2 separate regions of the Homo sapiens genome follow, and region 2 is linked to region 1. A link is a loop called in an ENCODE intact Hi-C map of the cell type or tissue named here. Cell type or tissue: K562. All regions are shown on one strand. Links, peaks and the distances in the headings refer to the core of each region. The heading gives the core; the rest is flanking DNA. Region 1 has its middle 11 kb from the start of MRGPRX2. Region 2 overlaps CSRP3-AS1 (CSRP3 and E2F8 antisense RNA 1).

What was found. A loop is a pair of places that touch in the nucleus more often than their neighbours do. Peaks named below come from ENCODE experiments on the same cell type or tissue, not always from the same donor. Only the 100,000 strongest peaks of a DNase experiment are listed, where the experiment ranks them.
Region 2: a loop joins it to region 1, with 2.3 times the contacts of the local background. A loop is called at or near these places in 2 of 110 quality-filtered maps.

Annotation. Positions count from the first base shown.
Region 1 is chr11:19,066,349-19,077,866 of GRCh38, reverse strand. No RefSeq gene overlaps it. Among named protein-coding and RNA genes, the nearest start is that of MRGPRX2, 11 kb to the right of the region's middle. In K562, for the core only: a CTCF peak has its summit at 6,512 (motif pointing left); a DNase peak (open chromatin) is centred at 6,486.
Region 2 is chr11:19,212,639-19,224,156 of GRCh38, reverse strand. All of the region lies in intron 1 of CSRP3-AS1 (CSRP3 and E2F8 antisense RNA 1), which reads right to left. E2F8 (E2F transcription factor 8) reads left to right here. Exons shown (of 13, transcript NM_024680.4): 13 at 1-94. Among named protein-coding and RNA genes, the nearest start is that of CSRP3, 16 kb to the right of the region's middle. In K562, for the core only: no CTCF peak of the experiment used is centred there; a DNase peak (open chromatin) is centred at 5,216; H3K27me3 peaks cover 2,368 bases.

The DNA.
Region 1 (11,518 bases), core at 2,316-10,315:
AAAATACCTTTTATGTCTATGAAAGCTTGGTCATCCTCACAAATGAAGGAGACAGGTTCACAGAGTTATAGTCATTCAGCTAGAAATGGACAGAGCCAAGACTCAAAAGAAGACTCACACCCACATCTGGCATCTCCCAGTGCTCTTTCCACTAATTCAAGCTACCTCCAATAATAGAGCAATGATGAATAACCAACCAGCACTGTCTGTTCTTTATTATTACATAGGTTAAACCCTCACCTGTTTTCATCAAACTGAACTGAAACCTTCTCAAGAGTTACCCAGTTGGTTGAGAAATCTGTGGGTCATTGCCAAGTACGGTCTTAGGATCAAGGAAATGTTAATTTATGTCCCAATTGTTTGGAGATCACTGGCTACAGTTAGTGGAGACATAAGTACAGGTTCTTTCGGGCAAAAGCCAGCCTAAGCATAGCACACGATGGAGAGGTACCCGACGGGAACGGAGTCCCTATGATTCCCCCCTTCCCCTGTCTCAGGGTAACATCTGAAGTTCCACAGAAAAACATGTTTTAAACTATCAAACAAAACATTAAAAACCTATATAAAAAAAAATGAGAGCATGTGTACCCAGCTAGGTAAAGTGTGCAATTTGAGTCTGTTTTCTGTTCATTTTACTCCGGGAGAGATTGTCTAGACAAAAGCAGAAAAGAAACTTTGTGTGCGCCCTCTTGTGGAGGAGGCCTAGCACTGCAGGGCCACCCCCAGCCAGCCTTGCCCTTTAGAGCTGCTGAATGAGACAGACAAGGGGCTGCCTGCCCATGGAATTTACATTCTAGTGGAAGCAGATGGGGAAAATCCCAAGCAGATAAATGAACAAGATCTTTCCAGATCATGAAAGTAAAGAGCATAAAACAGGGTAATGTAATAGAGTGAGTAGAGGAGGGTGTGGGTCAGGCTACAAGTTGTGTGTTCAAGAAAGGCCAGCTGGGGCAGGGGAGAGGAGATGGCTGAGCTGAGCCCCAAGTGTCAAGAAGTTACCAACCACGGGAAGTTCAGGGCAACCAGCCCAGGCAGTGCCAACGCCTTGAGGTAGGAATGAGTTTGGGGTGTCAAGCACAGAGAAGCCAGTGTGACAAGTGGCAAAAGCAAACAGAAGTATTCCAGTGAGTGAGGATGGAGGGTGAGGCACCTCTGGGAGCACGCATATCATCCAAGTAGGAAAACGGGGTCTGTTTCACACTTTCAGGAGACTTAATTCTCACCCCTGCACCCACCTCCCACAGCCAGTTCTTCAGCAAATCCAGTTGGCTCTGCCTCAAACCATCCACTTTCCTCATCCCTATGGCCATCCCCAGCCCTAGTTATCACCCTCTTCTGCAATAGCTTCCTAGTGGATCTCCTTGCCCCTTGCAAGGCATTCTCCTCTCCACAGAAAAGTGATCTGCTTAATGTAAATGAGAAAATCAGATGGTGCCTCTTCCTTGCTTAGAACTCTCCAATGGCTTTGCACTTAGAATAAACCTCCCCTTAGGTCTGACTTATCCCTGCCTCTGCTCCAGCCACAGTAAACTCTAATCTCTTTCCTGCTTCAGGACACTTGCACTCGCAGTTCCCTACACCAGGAACATTTTTTCCTTGGTTTTTGACAAATCTGGTTCCTTTTCATCCTCCTGGGCTCAGCTTAAACTTCTCAGGGAATCCTTCCTTGACCACTCCATCCAAAGGAGCCCCCAAGTGACTCTCCATCACCTTGTCCTATTGATTTCCCTCATGGCAGCTATGATAATGTGTCATTTTTCCATTTATTCATTATTTTCTTACTTTTCATCTTTTTTCACATTGTATTTGAGGTCCATGAGGGCAGAGACCATAACTCTTATTCACTGCTGGATCCTCAGTGCCTGCAGAGCTCCTGGTATTTGCGTGATATTTGAGGAATGAATGAATGAGCCCTAGGAGGTAGCAGTCAAGATGGAATCTAGGAATTATCTAGCCCAACAGCCCTCAAATTCTGTTTTTAGCACAGAAGCTGTTTCCAAATGGACTCTTACACAGAACCTAAGAATGAAGCAAGACACAGCAGACATGAGCCCTGCCCTCCTGGCTCTGTCTCCATGTCGCCAAGAGCCCTGGCTGAGCCAACGACACTGGCAGCTCTTGAGAAACACCTCCCAGGTGGCTAAGTCCTCATGAATTTTCCCTCAGCCCATGTTTCTCTGACTTCCCCTGTTCTACAAATGAGAACAGAGGCAGAATGGAAAATAATATTTTAAATTGCCATCAGCAGTTTGGGGGGTGGGTAGAGTTAAATATATTAGAGAAAATTTTCATGGGGGAATGTATTTGGGAACACTTCTGGGGTGTGAGTGAGCTCTGTGGTTTTTACTTCAGAGCACCTATGTGGGCTCAGGCACATTTGCAAGAATTTCTGGAAGCCCTGTGTGCCCCAAAGAGGGAGCAGAGACCAGTTACTCTCCTGCCATCCTTTTCCTTCTCCAGAACATTGATGTGCCCTTTCAGGTGCCAGGCAGCACAACTCAGTGGGCACAAAAAGAGGGTGAGTCGGCAGAGGCCTGCTGTCCAGGTGTCCTGGGAAAGTCCTTAGCTGTGTTCACATCATTTATGACCCAGTTCGTATATTCTCAACTCACCTTTTTACCTTGGCCATTGATGTGGCAACCAACTATATGCAAATGTAGCCTGACTGCTGTCCAGAATGTCTCTTGATTTCTGTTTGTTTTTTTTGAGACAGAGTTTTGCTCTGTCACCTAGGCTGGAGTGCAATGGTGCGATCTCGGCTCACTGCAGCCTCCACCTGCCAGGTTCAAGCGATTCTCCTGCCTCAGCCTCCTGAGTAGCTGGGATTACAGGCATGTGCCACCATGCCCGGCTAATTTTTGTATTTTTAGTAGAAATGGGGTTTCACCATGTTGGCCAGGCTGGTCTCAAACTCCTGACCTCAGGTGATCCGCCTGCCTCGGCCTTCCAAAGTGCTGGGATTACAGGCATGAACCACCGTGCCCAACCATGTCTCTTCATTTCTAATGGCTACTTATCAGCTGTGTGATCTTGGGCAAGTTGCTTAACCTCTCTAGGTTTCATCATCTGAAAAAGGGGGATGATAATGATACCACTTCATATGATTGTACCAAACAGTAAATGAGTTAATAAATGTAAAGTGCTTACAACAGTGCCTGACACAAAGCAAGTGCTATCAAAAAGATCAACATTGTTATAATAACTATTATTATTGTTGTTACTCTCGCTAGGGCTGAGCACTAGAAGAGGGAGACGGGGCTTCCTGTAGCTCCGAGTCTGCTAAGCAGGAGCCTGATTTGCCATGGACAGGAGTTGACTTCAGTCCTCAGGCTTGTGGGGTGGGGGCAGGGAGGACAGGAGCTACCATTTATTGAAGGCACAGAATCAAAGAATTCTCAAAACACCTTAGGGAGAAGATACTCTTGGTATCAAAGTGGTGCCATTGGTCTGGGGCAATAACCGAGGTTCATTGCCTCATTCCAAGGAAATCGAGGACATGGACACAAACGAGGAGTGAGTTTAAGAGCAGAGGTTTAATAGGTGAAAGAAAGAGAAAAGAGAAAAACTCTCTCCTGCAGAGAGAGGGGCTCCGGACTGGATCTTCCAGTTCCACGGTGAAATGCATGGAGGCGTTTTGTAGATGAGCTTGAGGAGGCAGTGTCTGATTGACATAGGGCATGAGAGATTGGTCAAACCAGGTGTGCTGTTTGCATAGCATGCAAAGAAGCTGGTCATCCCACCCTAATCTTTTATTATGCAGATGGGGTCTCTACCTGGCCGGTGCCATGTTGCCTGCTTTTTACTGCACATGTGGTGACAAAGGAAAGGGAAGAGGGAACCTCCGTGTTGAATATACCTGGCTTCCAGATATCGCTTTTCTATTGCCACAGCTGCCAGTATTTACCTATGTGAGCTTTTAGCTTGCTTATCTATGCTTGCAGCTTGATTTTTCAGGTTGCTTTTTCTTAGAAAAGAAACAAGTTAGGGGCTGCTTTTTATTAAAAGGAAACCTTACTGAGGACTCTCTTACCCTCACTATCTGCCTAAATAATTTCTTTCTAGTTCCTGTATCACTATCACCTTTTTAGAGATGAGGAAACCAAGGCTTCAGGGGGTTACAGGAGTCATCTGAGGTCATGTAGCCTGGAGTGTCTGAACCAGGGTTGCCCCTAGGCCCAGTGAGTGTGGCCCTGGTCCCTGTCGCCACCCTGCAAAAGGAAGGAAAGGGTAGTGCATATCCCTGTGGTTCCCAGAATGTCCTAGGGGAAGAAGGAAACTGCAAAGATGTACCTCTCAGCCCTTTGTGCCTGCTGGAAAATGCTGCAGGCAATATCCTATCAGGGTCCTGAGGGGAAGGTGGTGCTCTGGGCACTGCTTCCCTGACCTATATCCAGGAGGCTGGGCTCTGGGTGAGGTAGGTGGGGATGGGAATCTGTTGGGAAGAGCACTGGGCCAGGAGTCAGGAGCTGAATTTCAGACCTCACCCAGTGTGCCAGTTCCAGCACCTAAAACAAGGCCTATCAAGTAGCAAGGAGTGCACAATCAATATTCATTGAAGAAATGGATGAGTGAATCCATGAATGAATAACATAGGCCCTGCTCTCAGGGAGCTTTCAGCCTAGAGGAGCAGAGGAGACAGGTGCAGCAGCTACAGAGTTCAGATGAGGGGAGTGCCCTAGGACCTGGGTTATACCCCAAAACGGGAGCCTTCTGGGGCCTAACAGGTAAAGGGGACTACAGAAGGCAAAGAGGAGAGAGGAGTGCAGAGCACAGAGGCCTGCGGAGCATGGGCTTGGAGGCTGAGTAGGTTAGCACTTGAGAGGGATGTGAGAAACGGCTCACACTGTTCGGATCCTTATATTCTGGAACACATCCTGCCCCGACAAGTCCTTCCCTTCACTCTCTCAAAGCATAACTCCAAACTGTGCAGTTATCTGTGGATTGGGGTAAGCTTGGCTCCCCCACACTGATTTTCTAAATTTGGGCTGGACACAGGAGCTGGTTTGACACAGAGGCCCCACAGGTCTCCTCCATCCAACAAGCAAAGCCTGGGACCAGCCCAACCTTCAGGGAGTCGCCCTCAGCCTCCTGAGCTATAGGCCTTCACTGCACCCAAGTCTTCACTGACGCAGACCTCCACACTATGCCCTCCTCCCTGGCTGCCCAACCCTCCACCGTGGGGTCAGACACACCCTGCCCACCCCTGGCAGCTGGTCCCTACAGCCTCTCCCTGGCCCGCCCTGGCCAAACACTGGCAGAGGGAAGCCTGGGAAAACCAGACAGGCAGGACTTGCCAGATGGCAGCCAGGCCTGAAGGAACCTGGGGAGAAGAGGGTGACGTGAAGGTCACTGGGGCTCCCTGAAAGTCAGAAAGACATGGAGATCAGTTGTTGTTACTGAGACGTAATGGGCAGTAAGACTTACTCTTTTGTTTCCCAACAAATGACAGAATTATACCAGAAGTAATAACCCTTTCCATCTCTATAGGGCTATCGAGTCTCCAGCCCATGTTCACATGAGGTATCCGCTCTAACAGAGGAGCAGGAACAGAAGGGAACCTGGGGCGTACCTCCCTCCATCGCATAGCAGCAGGTGCAGGCACCGTGTCTTTGCCCAGTGCTTCCATCTGCTGTCCTCAGGCTATTGCCCTGCCCCAAAGCCTAACGTGGCAGACACGTGCTGAGCAGTTTCAGCTGGCCTTGGGGATTGGGATTTTAGGAGCAAGCTTCAGAAACCCTGTGGAAGACTGGGAAAGTCGGTGAAATAATAAAGATGGTCCTGACGATGACAGAGGGCACATTCTGATGTCACACGGCTTTAAGCATGTGCTAAGCACTCACATGTGCACCTTGAATACCTCACAACAGCCATCTTACTGATGGGGAAGCCAAGGACTGACTAGTAAGGTTAAGCAACATGACAGTAAGATTAAATTAGTAGTCCTAACCTGGATTCACAGACTTAGTAGATCGGGATTTGAGACCAGCATTTCAGTGGTTGATTAATAGACACTCGCAGGAGCTGCTGTACATGCTGCCATCCATGAATGCTCAGGTTGCAAAAATTACATGGGTCCCCTTCATTGCTCTACTTTAAATTGGGATGGATAATCTTGGCTACTCGGGAGGCTGGGGTGGGAGGACGGCTTGAGCCCGGGAGTTTGGAGATGCGAGCTATGATCCTGCCACTCCACTTCAGCCTGGGTGCAGGGGGAAACTTTGTCAAAAAAAAAAAAAAAAAAAAAAATAGAAAGGAAAAGAAAAGAAAATTGGCGTGGGTAAGTAGACAGTGAGTAGAGACCGGTTCCCAAACTTCACAGGGCATTCGTCTCACTTGGATTCATCTTCCTGTTCCCTCCCTCTGTCCTCACCCTCCCTCCCTATTCCCTCTTGCGCGCAGGCACACACACCACGCACAAACACACATCGGCTTGAGATCCCAAACTTTTTCCAGCAATGTCATTGACATGGGCCCCCTGCTGGCCAGTCAAGGGTTACCGCATACTAACAAAGCAATGATCCTTGACTACCACCTAGTGACGTAATGTGGTAACATTACATTTCTTTTCTATCCCTTCACAATCTGATGTGGTATTAAATATTTCGGCAACCGGAAGCCAAAATGTTAAGAGCTTGCTCTTTGTGCTCCCTGCTTCAGAATCCCTTAAAAAATTCCTCATTAAAGTATATAACAGTAAAATTTTGATGAAGTTGAAACTCTAAATTTAACTCAAAACTTGGCAGTGAAATTTGAATTAGAATAACAGGGGTACTATTTATCAAGCATCTATCAGCTAGGCATTGTACCAGTTGCTTTATATTGCTTAATTTACAATTTAATTTGATACTTCTATGAGGCATATCTTATATGTATTTAACAGATTTCAAAATTGGGGCTCTGAGAGAGAAAATAGCTTATTCAATATCAAACAGTTATTATGCAGAAGACTCAGGACTAACCAATACCGTCATTTATGAAGCATGCAAAAGTTAACCAAATGACTCTCAAAACACCCTTGGAGAACTACAGGATTAGTCCTATTTTAGGAATGAGGAATAGAGATCCAGGAAAGTTAAGGAGCTTCTTAAAGTTCACACAATGAGTATTGCAAAAAGTTAAGTGTCAGACTTCACTCCTCAGGAAGTGGAGTCTTTGCTGTGCTGCTCCTTGCCCCCCAGGGCCAAGACAACAGTTGTGCTCTGACATTTTAGGGTCCTCGCTGCCATTGTACCTGGCCTCACAGAGTCTAAAATATACCCCACCATCTCCAAGGTCTAGAGTCACCACATGGTTCCTCATCCCTGACACCTGAGTTGCCACCAAGCCCTATTGGCTCAGGGTCCTGAATTGCAGCCATATTCTGCTCCCCAGGCCCAAACCTCCAGAGCACTCCTTCTTCTCCTGAGTCAGACCAGTTCTTTGCCCTGGCCCCTAGAAGTAGAATTGCAGCTACAACCCAGCCCCTGAGCCCAAACTGCTAAAGGTGCCTCAGAGTCCCAGATCACGGCTCTCTGGACAACCTACATCCAATAAACACAGAGAGCAAACCTGCACCACAAGATCCAGGTGCCACAATAGGTTTGTGATACACTGAGCCTAGGACCCCAACCCCACAAATGCTCTAAGCACCTTCACCTGGAACCTAGTACCACTGCAGCTGCATGTAGGCCATGTCCGACCTGATACCGAGAAGGATTTTCTCAGCTAAGTCTCCACACTGTGGGGGAAATAAGAATAAGAGGACCCCAAAAGCCCTCGCTCATGAAGACTTTAACAACCTCCACCACTACTGCCACCGCCACAAACTTCTACAACCTAAGTCATTGAGGCACCCACAGTTATTCAGTGAGCCAACAAATGAGGAAGCTGCATAGAGATTATATCACTCAACTTACCCAAAAACAGAGTTGTCCTCACCAACCAGCACACCAAGACCAAACTGCAGGTGAAAGTCTTTCTCTGCAAAGATGATTCTAGAAAGTTTGGAAGAGGTAAATGTTCCATCAGATGCACAGATACAAGAAACATCATGCAGAGACAGAAGAAACATAAACAAGCAAGGAAATACGACACCACTAAAGGAATACAATAACCCTCTAGTAACAGACTCTGCTAAAAATGAAATTTAAAAATTTCTGGAAAAGGAGTTCAAAATAATGATTTTAAGGAAACTCAATGAGATACAAAAAATACAGATAGACAATTTAACAAAATCAGGAAAACAATTCATGATATGAATGAGAAATTTAACAGAAGGTGGATTTTTTAAAAAAATAAACAAACCCTGAAGCTGAAGAATTCAATGAATAAAATAAATAATACAATAGAGAGATTCAACAATAGACTTGATCAAGCAGAAGAAAGAACTCTAAATTCAAAGACAGATCATTTGAAATTATCCAGTCTGAGAAAAAAAAAAGAATGAAAAATAGTGAAGAAAGCCTATAAGACTTATGGGACACCATTAAGTGAACAAATATTCATAGTGTGGCGCTGGAAACACTGGATATCCACATGCAGTAGAATTAAACTAGATCCCTATCTCTTATATACAAAAGTCAACTCTGAATGAATTAATGACTGAAATATAAGACCTTAAACTATGAAACTATTGGAAGAAAACAAAAACATTGTATCAGAACATTGGTGTGGGCAAAGACTTTGTGAAGAGGACCTCAAAAGCACATGGATCAAAAGCAAAACTAGACAAATAGGATTGTATCAAACTAAAAAATTCCTGCACAGTGAAAGAAACAATCATCAGAGTGAAGAGACAACTAGCAGAATGAGAGAAAACATTTGCAAACTATTTATTCAACAAGGGATTACTATCTGGAATATACAAGGAACTCAAACAACTCAAAAGCAAAAACCAACCAAACAAACAAAAAAACCCACCAACAATCCAATTTAAAAATGAGCAAATGAGCTAAATAAACGTCTCTTAAAATAATACATAGGAATAGACAACAGGTATATGAAAAAAATGCTCAAAATCACTAATCATCAGAGAAATGCAAATCAAAACTACAATGAGATATCATATTAATACAGTTAGAATGATTGTTATCAAGAAGACAAAAAGTAAATAAATGCTGGTGGGGATGCAGAGAAAGGGAACTCCTATACACAGTTGGTGGGAATGCAAATTAGTGCAGCCATTATGGAAAACAGTACGGTGCTTCCTCAGAAAGCTACAAATCGAACTACCACATGATCCAGCAATCCCACTACTGGATATATATCTGAAGGGAAGGAAATCAATATGTTGACGAGATGTCTGCACTCTCATGCTTATTGCAGCACTATTCACAATAGTCAAGATATGGACTCAACCTGTGTCCATCAACAGATGAATGGATAAAGACAATGTGGTACATATACACAAGGGAGTACTATTCAGCCACAAAAAAGAAAGAATCTTGTCATTTGCAGCAACGTGAATGAGTCTGGAGGACATTATTTTAAGTGGAATAATTCAGGCACAAAAGGACAGATACCACATGTTCTCACACATGTGAAAGCTGAAAAAGTTGATGTCATAGAAATAGAGAGTAGAATAGAGGTTACTAGAAGCTGGGAAGGATGGACAGATGGATAGCCTAATTTTGGCTAACAGATACAAAATTACAGCTAGATAGGAGAAATAAGTTGTAGAGTCCTAGGGCAATGTAGGGTGATTATAATTAATGACAATTTACTGTATATTTTTAAATAGCTAGAAGAGTATATTTTGAATATTCCCAACACAAAGAAATGATAAATGTTTGTGGTGATGGATATGTTAAGGAACCCAATTTGATCATTATACATTGTATACATATATTGAAATATCACATTGTAAGCCATGGAGAGGGGCCTAGGTTGATGACTTCATCATAGTTATGAAAACTCTGGAAGCCACTAAGGATCTAAAAGATGAGAGTCATCCTGGAATCCAAGTTTGGCCTCAGAGAGAGGCCTATTTGAGCTCTCTACTCTCTTTGGTACTTGGAGGAGAGAAACCTCCATAGGCACCAGAGTTCTCTTAGTTTCAGATTCATCACAACTGTAAGGCATCCCATTTTACAGATGGGGAACTGAGATCAAAAGAGTTGCCATTTATGTTGGAGATCCCACAATCAGTAATTATCAAATTAGAAATAAACCACATATTATAAAACAATATCAATTGTGTATTTTGTATGCATATACTAAAGTATTTATGCAGTTGTTTCCATGTGGAAGTATAACCAGTGATTTATGTTTTCATCTATATTCTATATCTTGTACATTCAGCAGCCTGATAAGACTTTTCTGAAGCACAGACGTGATCAATTCATTTCCTAAATGGTTATCCTTTCTTCTCAGAAGGAGATTCTCATTTCGTATTATGGCTACAAGCTTAAAAGGAATGAAAGAGTTTAGAACAACTCATGGTGGAAAGTCTAACAGGAAAATGTCATGAAAATGCAGGACTTCAAAAGACCGAACCTTTAGTGTATTCTCATTCATGAGAAATACAACTGCCAAGAAACTGCCTGATGCACACTTGGCTCTGGGGAAAACAAAAACAAAAACAACAACAACAACATCAAAAGACAAAACAAAACCAAAACAAAAAGCTCTTCTTGAGAATTTATAACCATAAATCAGTATCACATTGTGATCCAAATTCATACAACCTGTGGTCTTCCTAAAATTTCAAATGACAAATGAGGTTTCTGAGGACAACCTGATACATGAAAGCACATTGGGAAGTTCCTCCAGTCAATTAGAAAAAGAAAACAGAAGACCTCTCTAAAAGAACTCAACTACAATTCAGGCCTTAAAGAATTTCCACAAATAAGCTCCCAAGGCAAGTGGCAACTCACAGTCAAAAATCACAAACAAATCACATGAAAGTGCCAGAAGAAATTACAGACAGTAAAGTCACACACACATAGACTTTAGCACTAGAATTATCAGATAATTATAATATTGCCATGCTTAATAGGATTAAAGACATAAAAGAAAGAATTGACAACACAAGTCAGCATCAAGAAATGAAAAAATGACTATGAAAGTAGAAAAACAAAATATCAAATAGATTAACCTTAAATGTAAATGGGCTAAATGTCCCAATTAAAACATATAGACTGCCAAATTGGATAAAGAGTCAAGACCCATTGGTGTGCTGTATTCAGGAGACCCATCTCATGTGTAAAGACACACATAGGCTCAAAATAAAGGGATGGAGGAATAGAATATTTACCAAGCAAATGGAAAGCAAAAAAAAACAAAAACAAAAACAGGGGTTGCAATCCTAGTCTCTGATAAAACAGACTTTAAACCAACAAAGATCAAAAGAGACAAAGAAGGCCATTATGTAATGCTAAAGGGATCAATTCAATAAGAAGAGCTAACTATCCTAAATATATATGCACCCAATACAGGAGCACACAGATTCATAAAGCAAGTCCTTAGAGACCTACAAAGAGACTTAGACTCCCACACAATAATAGTGGGAGAGCTTAACACCCCACTGTCAATAATAGAC
Region 2 (11,518 bases), core at 1,814-9,813, 150 kb before region 1:
TTTGCAACAATCCTCAATCAAGTCTATGGAAAAATTATTTATAAAATGTATTTTTAATCATAAGTTGTTCAAATTAAAACTTTTCTAAAATATAGTTAGCATTTTCATTTCGCCGGTTAGGGCACTGTTGGGAGAAAATTAAAATTTACCTAATCACAGAGGCAAATTCTTAGTAAAGAGTATCCATGCTGGGTTCCATTAGATATGCAAAGTTTATAGAATGTTTCTACATTCTGTCCCCCATTTTGACCCTTGAGATTGCTCCACTTTTGCAGAAGTAAAATTGGCTTTGGAGAGGTTGTTGCTTGGCCAAGAACACCTAGCTAAGTCCCATGTGCTTCCTACCACACTCCACGAGATTAGAAATGAAAGGTAGGCGCCTAGGGGCCCTGGTGTGACCAGCATCTGTCCCACGCTTCCTGCTCTACTCAGAGGTGGGTCTGTACCAGCTCTCTTAACATACTTCTTGGATGGCCCAGCTCCAGGGACAGGAAAACGGCAGTAAGGATTCTAATGTCCTCCACACCTGGAGAACCCCCAGGAGCTCCAAGAGAAGGGACAAGTTCCAGTGTGTTAAGTGTGCATCTCTTTGACCCGTTTGTTATGGGAAGAACTGCACCTTGAGAATTGACAAGTGCTTTCCCTGGTTAGGGTCTTAAAGGAGCATCATAGTATCTATTTCCTACATGTTTACTATATGTAGACAGGGTTATACGTTTTAAATGTATCATATCTGTGAGCTACAACTGAGGCTCACAGGGATTAAAGCAACAAGTCCATGGTCACACTGCTAGTGTATGCAAGTCTCAGCTCATGTCTATTGGACCTCATTATCCATTGCCCATTTACTTCTAGAGACATGCCTAGCAGCTCTAGTAGGAATCAAGCACATTGATTCAGGGTAATCTGAGCATTAATAAAGTCAGCCCTTTCAAATACACATGTTTTGTTTGCACAACCAAGTACAGCTAGAAGAGGGCAGATTTGCACCTTGACCTAGAAACCCCTCTTCCTCCACCACTAGAGAACCAATATGAACTATTTCCTCCAAAGTACCTTTGTTTTTATCCTTCTTAGAGAACAGGTGAATGGTCTCTGATTTAAGAAATGGCCCCTGCCTTCAAGGTGCTTATAGTTGAGAAAGATAGTATGTACACATGAATAAATAAAGCATTTCCATGCAATAAAGAGAAAAGATAAGTTGCCCAGTGGTAGATAAAGACAAAATATATAGTTCTGTAGAGGCTACTAGATTTAATTGGTTACACGGAACTATGAGAGAAACACCAAGACAGACAGCTGCTGTGTCTCTGAGGAGGTTCTTACGTCTCCCTCCCACTTCTCCTCTGTGGTTGAGCTAGAGAGATTGGAAGCCAAGGTTTTGTTTTGTTCCCCTCATCAATTCTCCACATAAAGAATTACCTTCCTGGGGAAATTAGACGCATAGGAAGAAGGGAGGTGTTAGATTTCCAGGCAGCTCTGGACACTGTCCCACCCAGTACTGCTTCTCTGACAGGTTTGTGAGGTTGCCCCTTGATCCCCACCTCCTGGTGTTTACACCCTTGTGTTCTCCCCTCCCCTTGAGTGTGGCTGGGACCTGTAACTTACTTCTAACCAATAGGATACAGTAAAGGTGACGGGGCGTGTGACTGTGTGTGTGGTTATGTGGTCACATGTCATAAGACTGTGGTGCCCATCTTGCTGTAGTCTCTCTCCCTTGCTGGCTTTTAGGAATCAAAGCAGCCATGTCGGTGGGCCCAAAGTGGCAAGGGCCTGTGGGCAGCCTTTCAGCAAAAGGCAGGCCGTAGCCAACAACCAGCAAAAAACAAATCAGTCCTGCATATGGCCACAAATTCTGCAAACAACCTGAATGAGCTCAGAGTGGCTCTTTCCCCAGTCAAGCCTCAGATGAGACCACAGCTCCCAGTTCCACTTTGATCGCAGCCTTATAAGACCCTACAGAGGACCCAAACTGAGCCATGTATGGATTCCTGACACACAGAAACTATGAGACAATAAACATGTATTTTAAGATATAAGTTTGTGCTAATACTGTTATACAGCAATAGATAACTATTATAGCCACATAAACCCCCATTGTTCACAAAAGTCTTCCAGGTTTGTCCTATTATTGTTCATTGGTTTCACAGGCATTCATAGAAGGAAACATCGCTAAGACGTGGTAATTCCAACGGCTTTAATGGGAGAAGCACTCTCCATTTGTTTTCAAAGCTGGAAGCAACTTTAAAGATACTAGGTAGTAGCACAGTAGTGGACAAAGTTATCTGGCCAGCATGCAATGGGAAAAGTTTCTTTTCCCAAACTGCCTCCTTATTTCCTCTAAGGAATGACATTTTCCATGTTGGATGGAGCCCAGTGGACTGTAAATGTAACATCCAGCCTGGGCCAGCCCCCCGGGATTGGATGTTCCATCTCATCCTAGCAGTGTTGTTCTTGCTGTCTGTCCCTGCTGCAACTGTTGCTGAGGCTCCTGCTTCCCAGCCTCTGAAGTGGCCATGGCACCAGCCCATCTTCAAACCAGATTTTCAGCCATCCGCTGAGTCTGGGCCTTTGCTATCCTTCCAAGAGTTTCTTTTGCTTAATGTTGCCAGTCATTTCTGTGGCTGGTAGCCAAAGGGCTCTTACCAGATCACAGAAGGAAACCCAGAGCAAAGGCTTCCTAGTTCTCAGACTAGTTGTTCCCTGTTCCCTGGGCCTGGCAAAAGTCAGCCAAAGAATGAATAGAAAAGGCCTTCAGAAATGCTTATCTCGCCAGGAAATGCAAGCAACTCACCTATGCTCAAGTGGATGTAAAGTACAATTTCAGATACCAGAAAGGGAAGTAGTTGAACTAATAGATTCAAGAAACCCAGGAAACTCAAGCAATAGAATTTGATGAAAAAAAAATTTGTTAATCGACTTTAAAGCAAGTTCTCTCAGTCTTGTCCTTCCCAAGTGATTAGTGTTTCTGAAGATAAAGGATAAAGAGATTTTCAGAACTTAAAGCAGATAAGCTGCCTGAGCAATCCTACTAATTATATAAAAGAATGTGAGTTGACTGCAGATTCTTTACAGTACTTATCAGTAGTAGTTTTCATATCTTGAGGGCTTAAAATAAGAGATAAGCTCAAAGGAAATGTGTTATTATTTTAGGTTGACAAAAGGTATCAATTTCTTAGTCAACTTTTTAGGAAGTAGTTTTACATTTTAGTCTCCCATTTGAGTGAACACAGGCCAGTGACTTGCTCAATCAAATCAGCGGCTAAATGAGGACTTGTTATGATTGTCAACATTTTGTAGAAAAATGTAGGTAAGGAATATATTATCGTGTCCTCCAGCAGTCAAGTAATCAAGTGCATTTTTAAAAGGCCCTGTATATACTGAATTCTTTTTCAAGTATTTACTAGTTTTTACCATATGCTCAGCACTGTGTCATGCAAAACAATGCCTATATTATCCTATTTTGTTTCATAAAAATATCCTCTATGTGTGAATCTTCTAGAAGTTCATCGTGAATAAGAACAATTTTGTTACTATGAATTAAAATCTTTCTAAAATGATAATATAGCTCCCCATTTCCTAAATAGAGCACTGTACTTTGACTATAATTTAAACTTTTCTTCACATTTCAGAAATTCATGAGCACTGTTGCTTTGTTAAATTCAAATTCAACAAACACAGTTTAAGCCACCTATGATACCGTAATGCCTTCAGGGGCTAATAAATGTATAGGTCCACATCTTTTTCAAATTAATGGCTCCAGAATATTTTCCTTTTCAAGTTCTTTTTTTTTTTTTGTGGTTGTCTGTCTCCAACTTTGATATCAGCTTCTACTTGTCTTGCCCCTCTATCCTACCTTATGTATTATTTATATCTCAGATAGACATGTATATGTATATATGTTTTTATATGACTTTAAGTACATATATCTAAAAATATTATATGTAGCATCTCTTTTGCTTTATATGAATATGTACAGATATGTATTTATATGTAAAGATTCATGAGTACATATATATGTTTGCTTCCCTCCTATATGGCAAAATACCTTTATGGAATTGTAATTTATCTCTTCTGACCCAGGAAAATTGAAGGATCCCCAGGGAACTCATGTTACCAAACTCACTTTTCTAAACCAATAGATCTTGCATGTCCAAGTCAATAGATTTTGGTCTAACTGCCTAAGAAGGGCTCCATCCCTCTCCTGCAGGAAAAGGCTATGAATTGATGGCAGATGTTTCCCATGCCAATCAGTGTTTTTTATCACTATCCAACAAACTGGAACTTGTCAATACTTGCAACTAGGACCACGATGAAATGCCAGGAATGCTAAATATAAATTACATACCTATATTCATTATCAAAATTCAACACTTCCAGCGGCGTCCAAGGGAGAGAATACACTCATGGGCTCTTAGTTTCTATTTCTAGTTGAACCAGTAAAGCCCCTTTCTCACCCCTCTTTTCTGCTTATCACTAGAGACAGAAACTAAAAACCATAGCTTCAGGCTGCTCAAAGCCTAAAACTAAACAAAACAGAACAACAGCAAAATAAGGCGGGTTGAACAAGTTGGAGTTTGATAAAGTCATTTCTACCTGGAGACATTCTGAGAAAGAGGACAGGTCCTATATGACCCAGGGGAACAAGTGGCACTTGGGAGAGAAAAGGAATAATTTTTATTGAGCATCTACTATTATATCTACTTCCAAAGAGTATTGCGAGGTAGTTATTATTGGCCCCATTTTGAGGAAGTTAATTTCAGAAAGCTTGAGGGACAGACCCTGTGCAGCGCCAGCGTGTGCGTGCAGCTGTGCCTGGAGCTGAGGCCCGCACTCCAGAGCTTGGGCCGCCTGGCATCGTCATGCGTGTTCAGACTGTGGTGAGGCAGGCTGATTCCAGATTGTTCATGGCAAATGAGAACAGTGCTTCCATGGCATTAGTCCCAAGGCGTGGCCGCTGTTGCTATTTCAGGCTCTAAACTTGAGGTGATTTATTCCGTATCAAGTTGCTTAAGCCAGAACATTTCACGAAAACCCCTTCATGTTATGGTTGTGATTTTGAGCACCAAAGAGGAGTTTGCACACCATGTTGGAGGGAGAAAGGAAACAACCACCATTCCTCTCAGAAGGCCAGGGCAATGTGATGCAATGACGACACAAAAGTGTCCCTGACTCCAGCTGCCTGGCTGTCCTCCAGGTTTTGTCCACAGCCTCCTCCTGAGGGCGGGTCCTGCTGAAGAGCAGCTGCTCCAGCCCTGTCACCAGAAGCTTCCATGCAGACCCACAGAGGCACCAACCCCCTATATATTCCTCTACCACCAGCTCCTCCCGCACAGTCCCTCTGTGGTGGCTGGACATGCTCAGCTTCTCAGATTGTCCGGTTTGCGACTCCGATCTTCCAACGAGCCCTTTCCAACCTTTATTCCCCCAGTTTCTCTCACAATTGTGTAAGATCTGATTTCTGTAAGAAATCATTTACTTCATAACTCATAGAGATTCCGCTTCACCTGATTAAGCCCTGGCTATACAATACCATGTGGCACTTTTGAGAGGAAATGGGGCGAAAAAATTTCCAGAGAGAGCCAAGGGCCATCCACTTCCCAGTGCCCAGAGAATACGATGTGCCAGCAAGTTGGCACTTTGCAAGTTCTGAGCCATTTTAGTTGCCAGTATTTTCATAGCTGCAAATCCAGGAGCTGAAACATTTTAGGTCAAAGCACCCTTTACAAATGCCTTGCATGGAGCTCAGCCACTGCCAACTGCAGCTATCTGACCTGTTGTTGTTAACATGCTCAGAGGCTCTGCATCCAACATCTCACTTGACTCAACTCAGAGAAGTAAGACATGCACAACCTAGGAGCCAAAATCTGGCTTCAAGCCCCAGTTCAGACTCGCTAATAAGGCACTTAACCTGTCAGGGCTGGTTTCCTCTTGCATCCTTATAGAAGTGATCCCAAGGAGATGATTTCTGAGGTCCTTAGAAATAAATTTTTATGAAAAGCAAATTCAAACTCTCTGGCGATTCCTAGCACATAAGCAGAACCTGCGCTCAACCAAAAGAGTTTTATCAAATGTATGGGAAAGAGCTGATCCTAGGGAGGAAAGGAGGCTCTTAATGAAACCACTAATCTTCGGACTTGAGCACACATGATATTCCTCTTGGCAAACACTATATAAGGCAGATTTAAATTTTATTGCCGCTATTATTGCAAGAAGTTGTTATTTCCATGAAACTAATCTTACAGATTGGGAGACCATCCGTTCTCCTTTTGGTTTTAATATCTTGACCTTGCTATCAGTTACATATTTTTAATCTTCTCTGGGACCTTTGTCAAGATGACCTATGTGATCTACAGCTTCAGCTGAAATTTTGAGAGAAATGAATAGAATGGCACCTCATTAACAAGCATCTTTGTGAATGGGATATTCTGAATAATATAGAGCCTAAGGATCTCAGGGCTGGAAAGGACCCTGGAGATCGTCTTATCCAGGGCTTCACAAACTTCCAAGCTTAACCCTGACTTTGGGCCCCCAAATCAGTCCCAGGTTGGCTGTATTAGAAACACCAGAAAGCATCTTTGACAGATTCTTGGGCTTCTAATGGAGATGGGTCTAGGGTAGAACCCTTAAATCTATATTATTTCAAGCTTCCCAGGAAGCCAGCCATGGTAGCTTACACCTGTAATGCCAGCATTTTGTGTGTCCGAGGCAGGAAGATCACTTGAGCCCAGGAATTTGAGACCAGCCTGAGCAACATAGTGAGACCCATTTCTACAAAAAATATTTTAAAAATTACCTGGTCATGGTGGTGCATGCCTGTAATCCCAACTACTCAGAAGGCTGAGGTGGGAGGATCACTTAAACCTAGAAGGTAGAGGATACTGTGAGCCATGATTATACCACGGCACTCCAGCCTGGGTGACAGAGTAAGATCCTGTCTCAAAAAAATTATGTAAATAAACAAACAAAGTGTCTCTGGTAATTCTGATTTGTTGCTAGGTTTGATGACTAATGATCTGGGAAAATCACTGTCCAGTATTTAAATTGCCATTACAGAACTAGTGCTAAACACGACAAAGTAAGCCCATTACAGCCTATCTCCTCCACTGATTATAACTAAAATCTCTGGGCAGAATACAAACACTATTACCTGAGAGAAGAATAGCTTGTATGCCAGGGAGCTTACTGGGTTTTTCTTTCCTTCTTTACCTCTTGGCTTTGACATTGGAACCACCACCCTCAGAAGGCAAGACACAACTTGTGGTATGAACTTAACCAGCCTGGTTGCCTACCAAAATAAACAAAAGTCAACATTCTCCGGATTATTTTAACAGCACCTTTGACTTGTTTCCAGAACATACAACAAACTCTCAAAACTCTACAATAAGAAAACAATCCAATTTTTAGATGGATAAAAGATTTGAATAGTCACTTCACTGAACAAGATGTATAGTTAGCAAAAAAGCACGTTAAAAAATGCTCAACATCAGCCGGGCGCTGTGGCTCACGCCGGTAATCCTAGCACTTTGGAGGCTGAAGCAGGCCGATCACAAGTTCAGGAGATCAAGACCATCCTGGCTAACACGGTGAAACCCTGTCTCTACTAAAAATACAAAAATTAGCTGTACGTGGTGGTGTATGCCTGTAATCCCAGCTACTTGGGAGGCTGAGGCAGAAGAATCACTTGAACCAGGGAGTCAGAGGTTGCAGTGAGCTGGGATAGCGCCACTGCACTCCAGCCTGGTGACAGAGAGACTCCGTCTAAAAAAAAAAAAAAAAAAAAAAAGCTCACCATCATTATTTATTTATTAGAGAAATGCAAATTAACATCACACTGAAATACCACTACACATCTGTTAAAATGGCTAAAACTTAAGAAACAGCAAAATGAGATTGATCACAGCAAACGCTGGTGAAGATGCAGAGCAACTGGACGTGGTTAGTGGGAACCCACAGGCACTTTGAAACATGATTCGGGAGTTTCTTATGAACTTGCACATAGACTTACCATATGACCCAGAAATTCCACTCAGATATTTACCTTCAAAAATGAAGAGTTATGTGTACAAAAAACAATGCTGTATATTAATATTTGTAGCATATTTATTCATAATTGCCCCCAAACTGGAAACAAACCAAATAACAGCCCTTTATCCTGCTTGGTGTTCTCTGAGCTTCCTGTATTTGTAGTTTGGTGTCTGACATTAATTTTGGGAACTTTTCAGTCTTTACTGCTTCAAGAATTTCCTCTGTTTCTTTTTCTCTCTTCATCTGGTGTTCTCATTGTATGTTCTTTAAATCTTTTATAATTGTCCTACAGTTCTTGGATATTATGTTCCACTTATCATAAGTCTTTTTTTCCTTTGCTTTTCAGTTTGGGAAGTTTCTATTGACATAGCCTCAAGCTCACTGATCCTTTCATCAGCTGTGTCCAGTTGGCTAGTAAGCCCATCAAAGTCCTTCATTTTGATTACAGAGTTGATTTCTAACATTTATTTTATATTCTTTCTTAATATTTTCATCTCTCTGCTTACATGACCTATCTGTTCTTGCATAGTGTGTACTTTTTCCACTAGACTCCTTAATATATTAATCATAATTGTTTAAAATTCCTGTTCTAATAATTCAAACATCCCTGTCATTTCTGAGTCTGATACTGATGCTTGCTCTGTCTCTTCAAACTCTGTTTCTTGCTTATTAGCATGTTCTTGTAATTTTTTGTTTAAAGCCAGCTATAATGTACTGGTTAAATTAACTCAACACTAGTTCCCACTGAGATTTCTGCTCCAGTAAATTGTGGGTTCTTTGATCCATTCTCTGCCCAAATTGGGGAGAGCGGTTTGTCCTGTGATTTCAATTATTTCATGGAGCTAAGAAGAGCTGTTAGTTTTCAGTTTGTTCAGCTTTTTACTTGTTAGGATAAAGTGATGACTTTTTTTTTTTTTTTTTTTTTTTTGACAGTTTTGCTCTGTCGCCCTGGCTGGAGTGCAGTGGCGGGAGCTCAACTCACTGCAAGCTCCACCTTCCGGGTTCACGCCATCCTCCTGCCTCAGCCTCCCAAGTATCTGGGACTACAGTTGCTTGCCACCACGCCCAGCTTTTTTTTTTTTTTTTTTCCCAGTACAGACGGGGTTTCACCGTGTTAGCCAAGATGGTCTCGATCTCCTGACCTTGTGATCTGCCCACCTCGGCCTCCCAAAGTGCTGGGATTGCAGGCATGAGCTACCACACCTGGCCTAAAGTGATGACTTCTAATCTCCTAAAATGTTGGGCTAGAAGCCAGAAGTCCCCCGAGTATTCTTCAGCTGGTGAATGAATGGGCATGGTGGCACAACCATACAATCAACTACTACTCAGCAATAAAAAGGAACAAACCATGGATGAGTCAACAGTGTGGATGAATCTCAAATGCACTAAGCTAAGTGAAAGGAACCTTATTCAAAAGGCTAGCTACTGTGTGATTTCACTTATATGACCTTCTGGAAAAGGCAAAACTATAGGGATAGAGAGCAGATCAGTGGTTGCAAGAGCTTAGGAATGGGAATAGGTGTGACTACAAAAGAGTAGCTCAAAATAATTTTGGGGTGATGGTAGAACTGTTCTGTGTGTTGATCACAGTGGTGATTATGTGAATCTGTGCATTTGTCAGAACTTATGAAACTGTAATAAAAAGTACATACATTTAAAAGCATTTTAAAATTGCCATTACAACACCGCCATCCAGGTTGTTTCCAGGCTCTACTTGAAGGGTTCCTAAGGTGGGGAATTTACTATTTTCAGAGACCAGCAATCCCATCAATGCAGAGCTTCCCAATCACTGTGCTGGGACTGGGTTACAGGTTGGCAAGATATTAATCATCTCAGCCCTTAGGCAGGTGGGAACCGCTGTGCTACTCTTTTTCACCATGGGCTGTAAACATTATTTCATTTTCCAATTGCTGTAAATTGAAAAAGGATGCACTACCTTCTCAGACACTAATTTTCCTTTACATTGAAACAATATCAGTCTATCTATCTGCAATGTCTATTGGTCCTAGTTTTTCCCTTTCTTGGAACAAATTTCTTCCCTCCTAATATATATGACAGTTCATTAGATATTTGAAAGTTTGCTATAAGTTTTCATATTCCTACCATCACCAATTCATCTTTGAATAAATGTGCCTGGTCCCTTGGACTATTTCTCACATGGCATGTATTTAAGATTATCAATCCCTGGAACATGATCTTCATTTCCAATATTTATGCCAATTGCCATAATAGAACATGATACTCGATTTTCTTAGCCTATGCCAGGAAAATTTTTTAATGAAGGTTATTTCATGATTTCTCCTTTCACAGGTCTAGGAGAGTATGCATAATGCAGTCTTTCTTTACAGACTGAAAATATTATAGGGTCTGATGGTTGTTAGGTTTTGTGGTCTACCTGTACTGGCCCTATAGCTTCTGGAACTTCTTATTGCACTTTCAAATTCTAGCATTTGGAGACAACTCACTAGAAGAAACTCATAGAGAAACATCACCAAACAAGTCAACAATAACTATAACACAGCCTCCAGCACCATATCTCAGCCTCTGTAAAAGGGACCACATATATAAAAAGATCCACAGTTGTCATACTCTATACTTGGCCCCTTCCTAGCACCATGTCATCCTGTGACCAGAGCTCCTTATTGCCTTAACCACTTTCTCGCAAATACTCATGAGGCAAAATCCTCCCATCTTCTAGGAGACAGGAAACCTTTCTTAGGTTCCAGCTAATCTTCTCAGGAAAGTGTTCCTCACTCACACACATACACTTAGTTCCCCAGACTAAACACCTCACCATCTACTTAGTCTACATTCCGCTGGCGAAGGTTGCCGTGACAGTAGGTATACTCGGTGAGAAATAAATGTCATATCCTATGCACTTGTGGGATATTAGTTGAAGTCCCTTAACCTATGGCATGAGATATAGCAAAATTTAGGAAACAGGGTTGAAGTCTGCCACCCCAGGACATTCCCTCAATGAATATTTGAAATGCACATTCAAAGTTATAACTCAAATTTGAACACAGGTGATTTTTCTAACTTCTATTTCTACTAATTCATAAGTTCAGGAAATACAAATAAAATAAATCCTATTTCTGTGGACTGGGAAGACATTTCTGGATAGTTAATATTTCTGCTAAAGCAATTTAAAAGTGGAATTTAGCTTGAAAAGGTATATTTTAAAAAGGAAGAACATTTTTGCAGTGTTCTGCAAAAAAAAAAAAAAAACCTGCAAGAGATGCTGTCAAGAGAATGGGAAGACAAGCCACAGACTGGAATAAAATATGAAAATATGCAAAAGGCACATCTGATAAAGGACTGTTATCCAAAATATAAAAAGAACTCTTAAAACTGAAGAATAAGAAAATGAACAACCCAATTTAAAAAATGGTCAAAAGACCTGAACAGACACCTCACCAAACATATACAGGGAGCAAATAAGAAAATGAAAACATGCTCAATATCATATGTGATTAGGAAATTGCAAATT